Regions from separate parts of the Mus musculus genome. Here region 1 is linked to region 2. The links are chromatin contacts, found by Hi-C in ENCODE. All regions are on one chromosome and are shown on one strand. Each heading gives the region's core, a stretch centred on a gene start or an enhancer-like site at or near the end of the contact. The rest is flanking DNA. Distances are from core to core; before and after follow the strand shown. Region 1 overlaps Tatdn1 (TatD DNase domain containing 1). Region 2 overlaps Ghr (growth hormone receptor).

Evidence for each region. Hi-C counts contacts between places; a loop is a spot of excess contacts on that map.
Region 1: a loop to region 2 is called in a map of regulatory T cell, with 94 times the contacts of the local background. The contact joins two enhancer-like sites. A Hi-C loop is called at or near these places in 3 of 37 maps with a recorded cell type or tissue (T-helper 1 cell, T-helper 17 cell and regulatory T cell).

Annotation. Positions count from the first base shown.
Region 1 is chr15:58,914,919-58,919,760 of GRCm38, reverse strand. It overlaps Tatdn1 (TatD DNase domain containing 1), which reads left to right. Exons shown (of 12, transcript NM_001368428.1): 7 at 3,399-3,484; 8 at 3,569-3,609. Among named protein-coding and RNA genes, the nearest start is that of Gm36559, 16 kb to the left of the region's middle. Within about 2 kb of position 2,977, at least 1 of the 3 ENCODE cell types and tissues checked has a DNase peak (open chromatin) inside an H3K27ac peak, as active enhancers do.
Region 2 is chr15:3,507,948-3,512,874 of GRCm38, reverse strand. All of the region lies in intron 1 of Ghr (growth hormone receptor), which reads left to right. Among named protein-coding and RNA genes, the nearest start is that of Ghr, 73 kb to the left of the region's middle. Within about 2 kb of position 3,556, at least 1 of the 3 ENCODE cell types and tissues checked has a DNase peak (open chromatin) inside an H3K27ac peak, as active enhancers do.

The DNA of each region.
Region 1 (4,842 bases), core at 1,728-4,227, about 55 Mb before region 2:
AAGGAAGAAGTCTCTCTCTTTGTGTTTCCTATATGGATAAAAGGGCTGTAATTTAATATTTGCTGTTGGACTTGTTAGAAGAATGTAGATCTTGGTCAGTTCTTTGTGTGCATGTGTGTACACACTCATGCATGTGTGTGCATGTGGAGGCCAGATGTCAGTCCTGGTGTCATTCCCCAGGAGCTCTCCCTCACTGGGACCTGGGGCTCTCTTTTACGTGCTTGTTGGAGGTCAAACTCAGGAACTCCTGAGTGCACAGCAAGCACACTGCCGACCAAGCCACCTCCCAGTCCTCTCATCTGTGCTTTCTGTTTTCCAATTTTGTTGTTGTTGTTTTTGGTTTTTTGCGACACCATCTCCCTATAGCTCAGGTTGGCCTGGAACTCACTACATACACTTGCTAAAATCCTCTGCCTCTGTGTCCTGAGTGCTGGGATTAAAGGCATGTGCCACCACTCCTGGCTTCGATCTACATTTTTGTAGCATTTTGGAACCATTAACCTACTATATGATTTGTTGGTTTTATAAAACACATTTTTTCCCTTTTCAAGTGTCCAGTAGGTATCGTGTGTGAGAAATGGTAAGTGGGTACACCTTCAATGGGGTTCAAGTCTTCTATCCGTGGTGAGCAGGCCTGACCTGCAATGTGATTTAGTTTTGCTATTCCCTGCCTGTCTACATATACAGCTCAGCGTTGTCATTGTTAGCATAAGGATGCCACTGCCCACCGCTCTTCAGTATATGATGGGTAAAGCCCATGGTGGCATGCCTGGACAGACTTGAGTGCTCAAAAGTTATATAGCTTCTAAAATACTAGCAGTGGCTTTTGAGAAATGCTTTAAAAATTCTATCACTGTGTCTGTGCATCTGTATAAGGGAGTTAGAAGAGGGTATCAGATCCACTGTAGCCACAGTAACAGATCGTTGTGAACCACCATGTGGGTGCTGGGAACTGAATAAATACTGCTCCTATGCAAGAGCTCCTAGTGCTCTTAACCACTGAGCCAATTCTCCATTCCTGAGAAGTGCTTGTTAAAGACCAAGAATGGAAACAAGGAGAGGGCCTGAGTCGGTTATGGAAAGATTGTCTTGAAGTCCTAGCAGTCTGTCTCCTGCTGCCCTGGTACACTTCTTCCTTTCACAAGGCGGAGCTCTGTTCTCCCATATAGGAGGAAATATTGCTCTGGGCATTTTTCTTGGGGCTTTAAAATACTGATATTATGTAGGTCTTTTTTAAAAATCAGCTATCAGACAAGATTTCAGAATGATTCCAGGGATATTTAAGGTTCTCTGGAAAAGGATCGAGGCCACCCAGGCTGTCAGCCAGCTGGGAGAGGCTCACAGCTACTGTGTCACTCACTGCGTTTTGGCACGTCTCAGTCCTCGCCAGTAACAGCTGCTCTGACACTGACATTTCAAGCTGTCCTTAGTGTTGACCCAAGCTGTCAGAAAGCAGTGATTCAACTGGAGGAAAATAGAGCTTTGATAAAATGTACAGATGTAAGAAATTTTGACAGTTGTCAGTTCTGCTCTGTAACTTGTTATTTGGTGGCTGGTTTTGTTTGTTTTCCTTTTTAAAATACCAGTTATTTGATGTTATATACCTGTTATCCTCAGTTTGTACTGTTGGAGTGTTTCGATTAGTTTTACCACATGGAAATTTTCTTTCTTAAGATTCCTCTTTTATTTTTGTGAGGGGGCATGCATGCCATGCTGTGCGAGTGGTGGTCCCAGGGCCACTTCATGCACATAGTTCCCAAGTCCTACTTTGATGTGGGCTCTGGGAGGTGAACTCAGGTGCCAGCCTTTCTTTACCATGCAGACAGTGTCCTTCCTGTTGAGCCACCTTACCACCCACCCACCCCAGCTTCTTAAATGAACCATTGCTCTTAACCACTGAGCTGTCTCTCCATATCCTTCCCTCTGTCCCCCCACCCCCACCCCACGACCTCTTAATGATATCTATCTAGCTTAGGGATCTTTCTTTTCTTGAATTTCATAAAATTCTCAGGGCACATCATATGTATTTATGTTATTTATTTTATTTTTGGTTTTTCAAGACGGGGTTTCTTTGTGTAGCCCTGGCTGTCCTGGCCCTCACTCTATAGACCAGGCTGGCCTTGAACTCAAGCCATCCGCCTGCCTCTGCCTCCAGAGTATTGGGATTAAAGGTGTGCGCCACCACTGCCTGGCATGCTTCTGATAATTTTAGAGAATTATATCTTTGGCTATTCTGTGACAGAAAGCTACTTTCTTATAGAACTGTTTGGTTCTATAAAATTGTGACTTGGTCATGTGGCTGGGCCACAGAGTTGTGCATGGTGACCACATGGAGGTCATTATCTGCAGCGTGTGGCTGAAGCTACCTGTATGATCATATTTGTTGGTATTCTGTCTGGACTCTACCCCCACAGATACCTGGCAACAGCCAGGTAGGCCTGGCCCACTATAAAAGGGGCTGCTTGCCCCTCCTCTCTCTCTCTCTCTCTCTTGTTCTCTTGCCTCTTTCCCTTTGTTCCTCATTCCCTTCCCCCTCTCTCCGGGTGACCATGGCCCACCTCTACTTCTCTACTCCCCCCTTCTCTCTGCCTCTGCTGCCCTCCTAACTCCCCTCCCCATGCCCTGAATAAACTCTATTCTATACCATCTGGTCCCTAAGGGGAAAGGGATGCCTTGGCACGGGCCCTCCGTGACACCCCCCTTCCCCCACACACTGGATGTTGGCATATGTACTGCTTTAGTGGCTATGGAATAGGTGGCTAGTACTTGTGTTTTGGGGTTTTTTTGTTTTGTTTTGTTTTGTTTTTTGTTTTGAAACAGGTTTCATATGGGCCTGGTTGTCCTCAAACTAATTGGGTAGTTGAAGATCACCTTAAACTTGTGATGTGTGTCTTCACCTTGCGGGTGCTGAAATCACAGTCCTGAGCTACCACGCTTGCTTTCATGCAGTGCTGGAGATTCAGCCCAGGGCTTTGTGCATGTTGGCAAGGACTCTGCCCATCTGGCAATGTCCCTCGCCACTACTAGTAATTCCTAATCTTTTCTTTCAAGGTTTTATGTTTTCTAACTTGCAAACTGTCCTCACTTTAACTAAAACAAAATTACTTCAGCTTATTCTAGCCCAGCAGAATCTGAAAAAGTGATTTAAAAACCCAAACATTAGTTAATAAAGTCATAGAACAACAAAGGGCATTGTGAAAGTTTGTAATCCTGGTAAATGAAGCATCCCTTTCTAAAAATTAAGTGGCAGGAAAGAAGCTTGTGTTGTTAATATCTGAATTCACTGCTTTCATATTGCCATTTCCAGATAGTAAAATTCCTTTACTCAAAAATTATTTGATATATGTCTCATGCTAAAATAAAAATTTTGGTGTGGCAATTTTTTTTGCTTTGTGCAGATATTTTGAAAAACAATTTGAACTGTCAGAACAAACACAATTACCAATGTTTCTTCATTGTCGCAATTCACATACTGAGTTTTTAGGTGAGTTAAAAATGAAGTATCATTACATTTTAAAAACTATGAGTCAATTAGGCCACTTGCCTGAATTTTCTTTTTAATTCACAGATATTATGAGAAGAAATAGAGACCGGTATGTGGGTGGAGTGGTAAGTGTACGATAATTGTTTAAATATGGGCTATACAAAAATGTCTTTGCTATTAGGTCAGCTTCAGGTAATTCAGATAGCAAAAGTAAAGTTATCAAGTTTCTCAGTTGAAGGGCGTGTAAATTGCTCTAAGATTTATGGGCATGATGGTGTACAAACAAGTAATACTTTTAGTTACATTTATTTTGCTTAAAGTACAAGAATGAGTACTGAATTCTACTTAGGAGAAACAAATGTGAATCGTCTTTTCCCACTGTGCAGTAAGCCTGAGAGCTGGCCTTTGCTGTTCTCTAATCAAATCGATTTTCACGATGTCTTAGACTATTCCATTGTTTCTTTCAGGTTTTCTTTTCTTTTCTTTCTTTCTTTCTTTCTTTCTTTCTTTCTTTCTTTCCTTTCTTTCTCCCTTTCTTTCTTTCTTTCTTTCTTTCTCTTTCTCTCTCTCTTTTCTTTCCTTTTTTTTGTTTTATTTGTTTTTTTGAGACAGAGTTTCTCTCTCTGTGCAGCCCGTTTGTTTGTTTGTTTGTTTGTTTTGAGTCAGGGTTTCTCTGTATAGCCCTGGCTGTCCTGGGAACTCACTCTGTAGACCAGGCTGGCTTCAAACTCAGAAATCCGCCTACCTCTGCCTCCCAATTGCTGGGATTAAAGGTGTGTGCCACCACTGCCAGACCAAGTTTCCTTTCCTAATTTGCTAGCTGGTAGTCGTTCTCTTCCCTCTAATGATGGCTCATCTTCCGTGATATATTTTCCTCTTAAATGTTTCTTGTGTGGTCCTTTTAGTCCTTCCTCCTGAGACATTTCCAATATATATTCTCTACTCTCACTGCACTGTGACAGCCATGGTAGTGACTTCTAGTCAGTTGGATCATGAACTTGAGTAGATAATCTGTGTTTTAAAAATGCTCACGTACACAAAATTTCATATACAATTTCAGGAGAGGTTCAGTGACCATCCTTTGGGAGTAAAGATTGTTATTTAGGTCACAGTTCCATGTATCAGTGGAAGAACGTTAATCTAACCCTAAATTTTTGCTGTAATACATTTCTTTGCTTGGATACTTTATGACATATATTCCTTTTTGGAATGTTGTGGAATACATGTGTGTTTTTAATATGTTTAGTGTGTGTGTGTACATGTACACATATGTGCCATGGTATTCGTGTGGAGGTCAGAATAACTGCAGAGTTGGTCACGGGACTGACCAGGCTTAGCATCTTCACCCAGTCAATCAT
Region 2 (4,927 bases), core at 2,307-4,806:
TTCACAGAACAAGAACAATATATGTCCTTCATTCTTTCTGAATTCTTCCCTTAGGTTTCCAAACACTTGTCAAAGTTAGGAGAAACTGTGTGTGTGTGCTAGCAAAGTCCTGGTTAAGTCTAGAATATCCTCCTTGCCCTAATTTTAACCCTCAGCATATCTCTACTTCTACACTTGTGTGCAGCTCTTGATATATTGACTCTTCAAGCTTATGTAAGTACAGCCACCATATCTCCATCACCCTGTTTAAATAGTTAACAACTCTTGACCAATCCGACATCATTGCTGACCCACTCAGTTGTCCCCATCCACATAGTTTTGGAACAGATCCAGGTACCATGTCACCTCACCCATCATGCTTCAGTAGCTATATTCATAACACTATAAATTATTGCATATTCAGATAATGCTCAAGTTATAATTGTCTCATAAATAATATAGCTTACACTTTAATATTTTGTTTAAATAGGCTTCCAAATAACACTCACATGTTGTAATGATTAAAAATCTTTTAAGCCACTTTTAATCTGTAGGTCAAATCCTCATCTTGCTCCTCTTTGCTTCCTTCCCCCTCCCCCTCCCTCTCTCTTTTTAACTCTATCTCTGAAATTTATTTACTGAAGAAACTGAGTTGAGGTCTTGGCAAAATCCATACTGGCTGGCATGTGTAGATTGTTTCCACATGTGCCTTTCTGCTTGTTTCTGAATGTCCTTGGTTTCTACAAATTGGTAATTGTATCTAAAAGTTGCACTAGACAACTTTCTTGAGAAAATGACCAAATATATGCTCATATACTTCAGAGGGTGAAGTGCGACTATTGCTCTGAGGCCTCTGGTCTGGTCAAATGCCAGCTTTGAGATGAGGGAGATGACCTATGGCCTTGGAATAAGATGCTGGCTGAGCACACAGTCTGGAGCCACAATATCTGTATTGCACTCCGAGTCACATCACTTGCTAGCTGCATAAACTCAGAGAATATTGTTGGAAATCTCTTGGCTTCAGATATCTCATCTCTACCCTAGTCATGGGATTGTAAAGATCAACAGAATAGACACATGTGTATACAGCATGCCTAGAACACTGCATAATGTAAACCATTTGTAAGTCTTAGTGCTACTTGAGAAAGAAAACTTAGGCAGGGGTTCAAAGCAAGGAGAATGAAAAATCAATATATTTATGGGAACAAATGACCCAGCCACAGAGTGAACCAATTCCAGCCTTTCTGAAAGCTTTCCAATCCTGATCTGCCTCCTCTGACTGATTTGTGTCCTTTGTGTTTGTTCTCTGTGCATTTAGCCTCTCCCGTGGCATATCCCATGTGAGTTATTCATTTTGTGTGAGACATTTGCATGTAAGTCAGTGAAGAAAGCAAAATGGCGTCACCAATGTCCAGCAGCCTCAGAGCCAGACTTGAAGATGCCTCGAGGGGTCTGCTTCTTCAGTAGACTGTGCTCATCTACCGGTCCATAAACCAGACTTTACGTCTGCTTCTTGTCCTGTTGCACTTACAGTCAAAGGCTGAAATTCTTATCTGTGGTTTCCATCCACCCCTAACAGCTGAAGTCCTTAAAAGGAACCTTCTTGCTCTAGTCCACAGAGTATTTTATTTTATTTGAGTATGTTTATCTTGAAGGGAAAAAAAAAGCCTTAAATCCAGTCGCGCTTTCTGCTTTCCCTTGCTTATCACATTCTACATTAACCTTGGAGCTCTTGAATCTGGCTGTTCTTGGTGCTGAGTCCATTCTGGTCAGAACGCTTCTCTCTTCCATGCCTTTCGCACTGGTGAAGTTTTAGGCAAATCCTATAGTTTAGATTGTTCTATGGTAAGGACTCTTGGTGAGAAAAAGTTAGCTATTACCAAATATTTCTTGTGTTGTTTCCCACAGTCCCTTGCAAGCAGGGACTACAAAGCTGTGGGCCACCAGTTTGGGGCTATTTAACAAGAACACAGGCCTTCCCCCGGTATACTACCTGTGGCTACTTATTCACTCCATATACAAGTGAGCAAAGGAAATGTAGACCGCCACCAAGGAAAGTAAAACCGAGAATACCTACAATCTGACTGGACAGACAACTCTGCCAATCTCTCTTTTAAGGGGAAGTTAGGTAGCAGAGTCGTTTAGTCTAAAAAGTAAATAAACACAAACCCACTGACGGGAAAAGAGAAATTGTAGGAGAATATAACTTTCTTTAAAAAGAGTTATCCACTCCCAAATGATTGTGTACGTAGAGATCAATCAATTATGCATGCTTTTCGATGAGGAAAGAGAGACAGGTCCTTCTCTTGGACTGTGCCTCTGGGGCCTGGCAGCACACAGTGAGCTTACCCCTTTTACTTTTCTGTTCTGCTGTGTTTCCCAGGAAGGCAAATATCTTAGACTGTAAGAAGATTGGGGACGCTCTGGAGCTTACTTTCCCTTAGAGCTTGTTCTGTTTCCTTGCCAGCAGGGCCACGCTTTCTCTCTGCTGCAGCCTGACAGGGCCCCACCTCCTGCTTATCTTAAGTTGCAGCTGAAGTTGAAGGGAAATCTCTTTCAGGTTCCTAAGACCCTATTAACTCAAGGTCAGATCTGTGGTATCCACCATCAAGTCCAAAGCCTCTCTCTATACAGAAACCTGTTTTAAAGTGTTAGCTAGTAGCAAGTAACTCTGGGTTAGTTTCCTCTTGAGTTGAAGTTATGGATGGAAGGGTAAATGAGAAAAAAAAAAAAAAAGATAATGTTAGTTGATTGGACTGACTGATTTCTAACATTCAGAGGCAATTTCATAGCATGTGTTATTTAAATAATCCCCATAAAAACCCTGTGTGGGAGGAGGAGTATTGTTATACATTGTGGTACCAAGACTTAGAAAACAAATTAAGATTTCCACATTATAAGTTGTATAGTTCCATCAACAATGCCATGAGCTTTCTGCCACATAATCCATATCATGTTAACCTATTCCTTAGGCTCAAAAAATAGCTACAGGAGATCCAGGTGTCACGTTTTTAGGTAACGAGGGCCAGGGTAAGGAGAAAAGACAAACAGATAACAATCTAGCCAGGTTTGCTTTCTTTCTTAGATTCTTGGTTGGTGATGTCAGCTGATGCATACATACTTCATCAACTCTTAGGATTTCCTTTTTTCTAAGGAGACATGAAAATTTCTTGAAGTAAGCTGGTCATGTGTGTGTGTGTGTGTGTGTGTGTGTGTGTGTGTAAATGTTTTCTGTAGACACAAAAGTAGGAAAAAATTATCACTAAAGAAGTCTATTTTAAAAAACCAAAGGTCAAAATTCTGGTCCAAACACTGAAAGTCTTCAGAAGAACTTGATAGAATAGAGGTTCCAATGCTCTCATTTGCATCTTGGGCATGAAGCAGAGATCCAAAAGGTGAAACGATTTCCCTCCGTCTCTAAGTCAAATAAAGGAAGCTCCAGAGAGGAATGCAATGGCTAAGTGTATCCTTAGCCAGATTTGAGGCCAGGCGATGATGCTGTCAGTGTCCTCACTGTGTATCAGGTGTCTCTGCAGGCCAGGGCAGCCGTCCCTGTGGTTAGGACACAGGCAGGCTATGTGGAATGACTGGATCCCACTGGCTTGGCAGAGACAAAGGGCCATGTGCTGAAGCTCAAGCTGGGAAGGAAAGTGTCTGGCACTCACCAGATGAGGGCCTTTCACTCAGTAAAATCTTTTCTCTGCCAGTGGCCCACAAGCTACAAGCCTGAGCAATGGTTGTTTTGCCATCAAAAGCAACAACAACAAACACAGATGCCTTTAACATGCAAATGGCTATGCACACAGTTTTCCTGTAGATAGGGAAGTGCTCTAAGCAAAGCAGCTATCAGACAGTAGACACCAAGAGCAAAGTTATGTGTGTGGTTTTTTTTTTTCTCCTTCTCCTTCTCCTTCTCCTTCTCCTTCTCCTTCTTCTCCTTCTCCTTCTCCTTCTCCTTCTCCTTCTCCTTCTCCTTCTCCTTCTCCTTCTCCTTCTCCTTCTCCTTTTCCTTCTTCTTTTCTCTGCCAGGCATGGAACAAGAGAACAGTGTGTCCTACAAAACAGCTTGCACAGGAAAACAGAATCCACCCTGTTGGTCACCTGAGGGAGTCAGTCAGCTCAGGGAAGTTACACATTTTCTGTTCATTTGCATAAGGGAGGAACTGAGTTGTGGCATCATGAGTGGACTATTTATAAGAAGGAGAGAAGAGTGGGTTTTAAAAGGAAATACCAGAATGTGCTATACAGAGGTCACAGCTTGGGGAAAACAAGACAAAACAAAACAAAACAAAAAACAGCTTGCCTGGCATTTCCCAGGAATGTGTGGATTGAGCCCCTCCTAGAGAAACCAGAAACCGCATTACCTGGAGCCTTGGTCTTAATTCATCCTTTTGTGCCCCTTTCATGGAAGCCAGACATTTGTAATTTCGTGTGAATAAGCCATGAAATTTGTTTCATTACTGTTAGCAACCATGCATGTCACTAGCTCATCTGCCCCCCAACCTTGTCCAAATTAGAAGAGAACGTCCCTGTCTTCATGCAAACTCCAGAGCTGAGCAAGTGAAAGGAAAGGCAGCACTGTGCTCCCTTCTAGCAGAGACCATGCAAGCTGCCCAGGTGCAAATGCCCCGCCCCACAAAGAACTGCTGGCTCTTGAGCCAAACAAAACCTAGCTGTGGATAACGCAGCCCACAGCCTGCAGCCTAACATGTTCCTGCCTCTGTTGTAGTGGTTCAAGCAAAGTTCTGGGGGTAAAGTCAACTGGCTTTAAATCAGAACTCTCTGAATTCTCTGCCTCACATCTGTTTGTATCCAGATAATTGCACACTTGAACCTACCTTGTCGTGTTCTTATGAGGATGAAATCAAACAGTCACACAAGAGAAAACCATTCAGAGTATGTGCAGCGTACAGTTCTAACACTCAGCAAATGTTACACAATTGCAAAA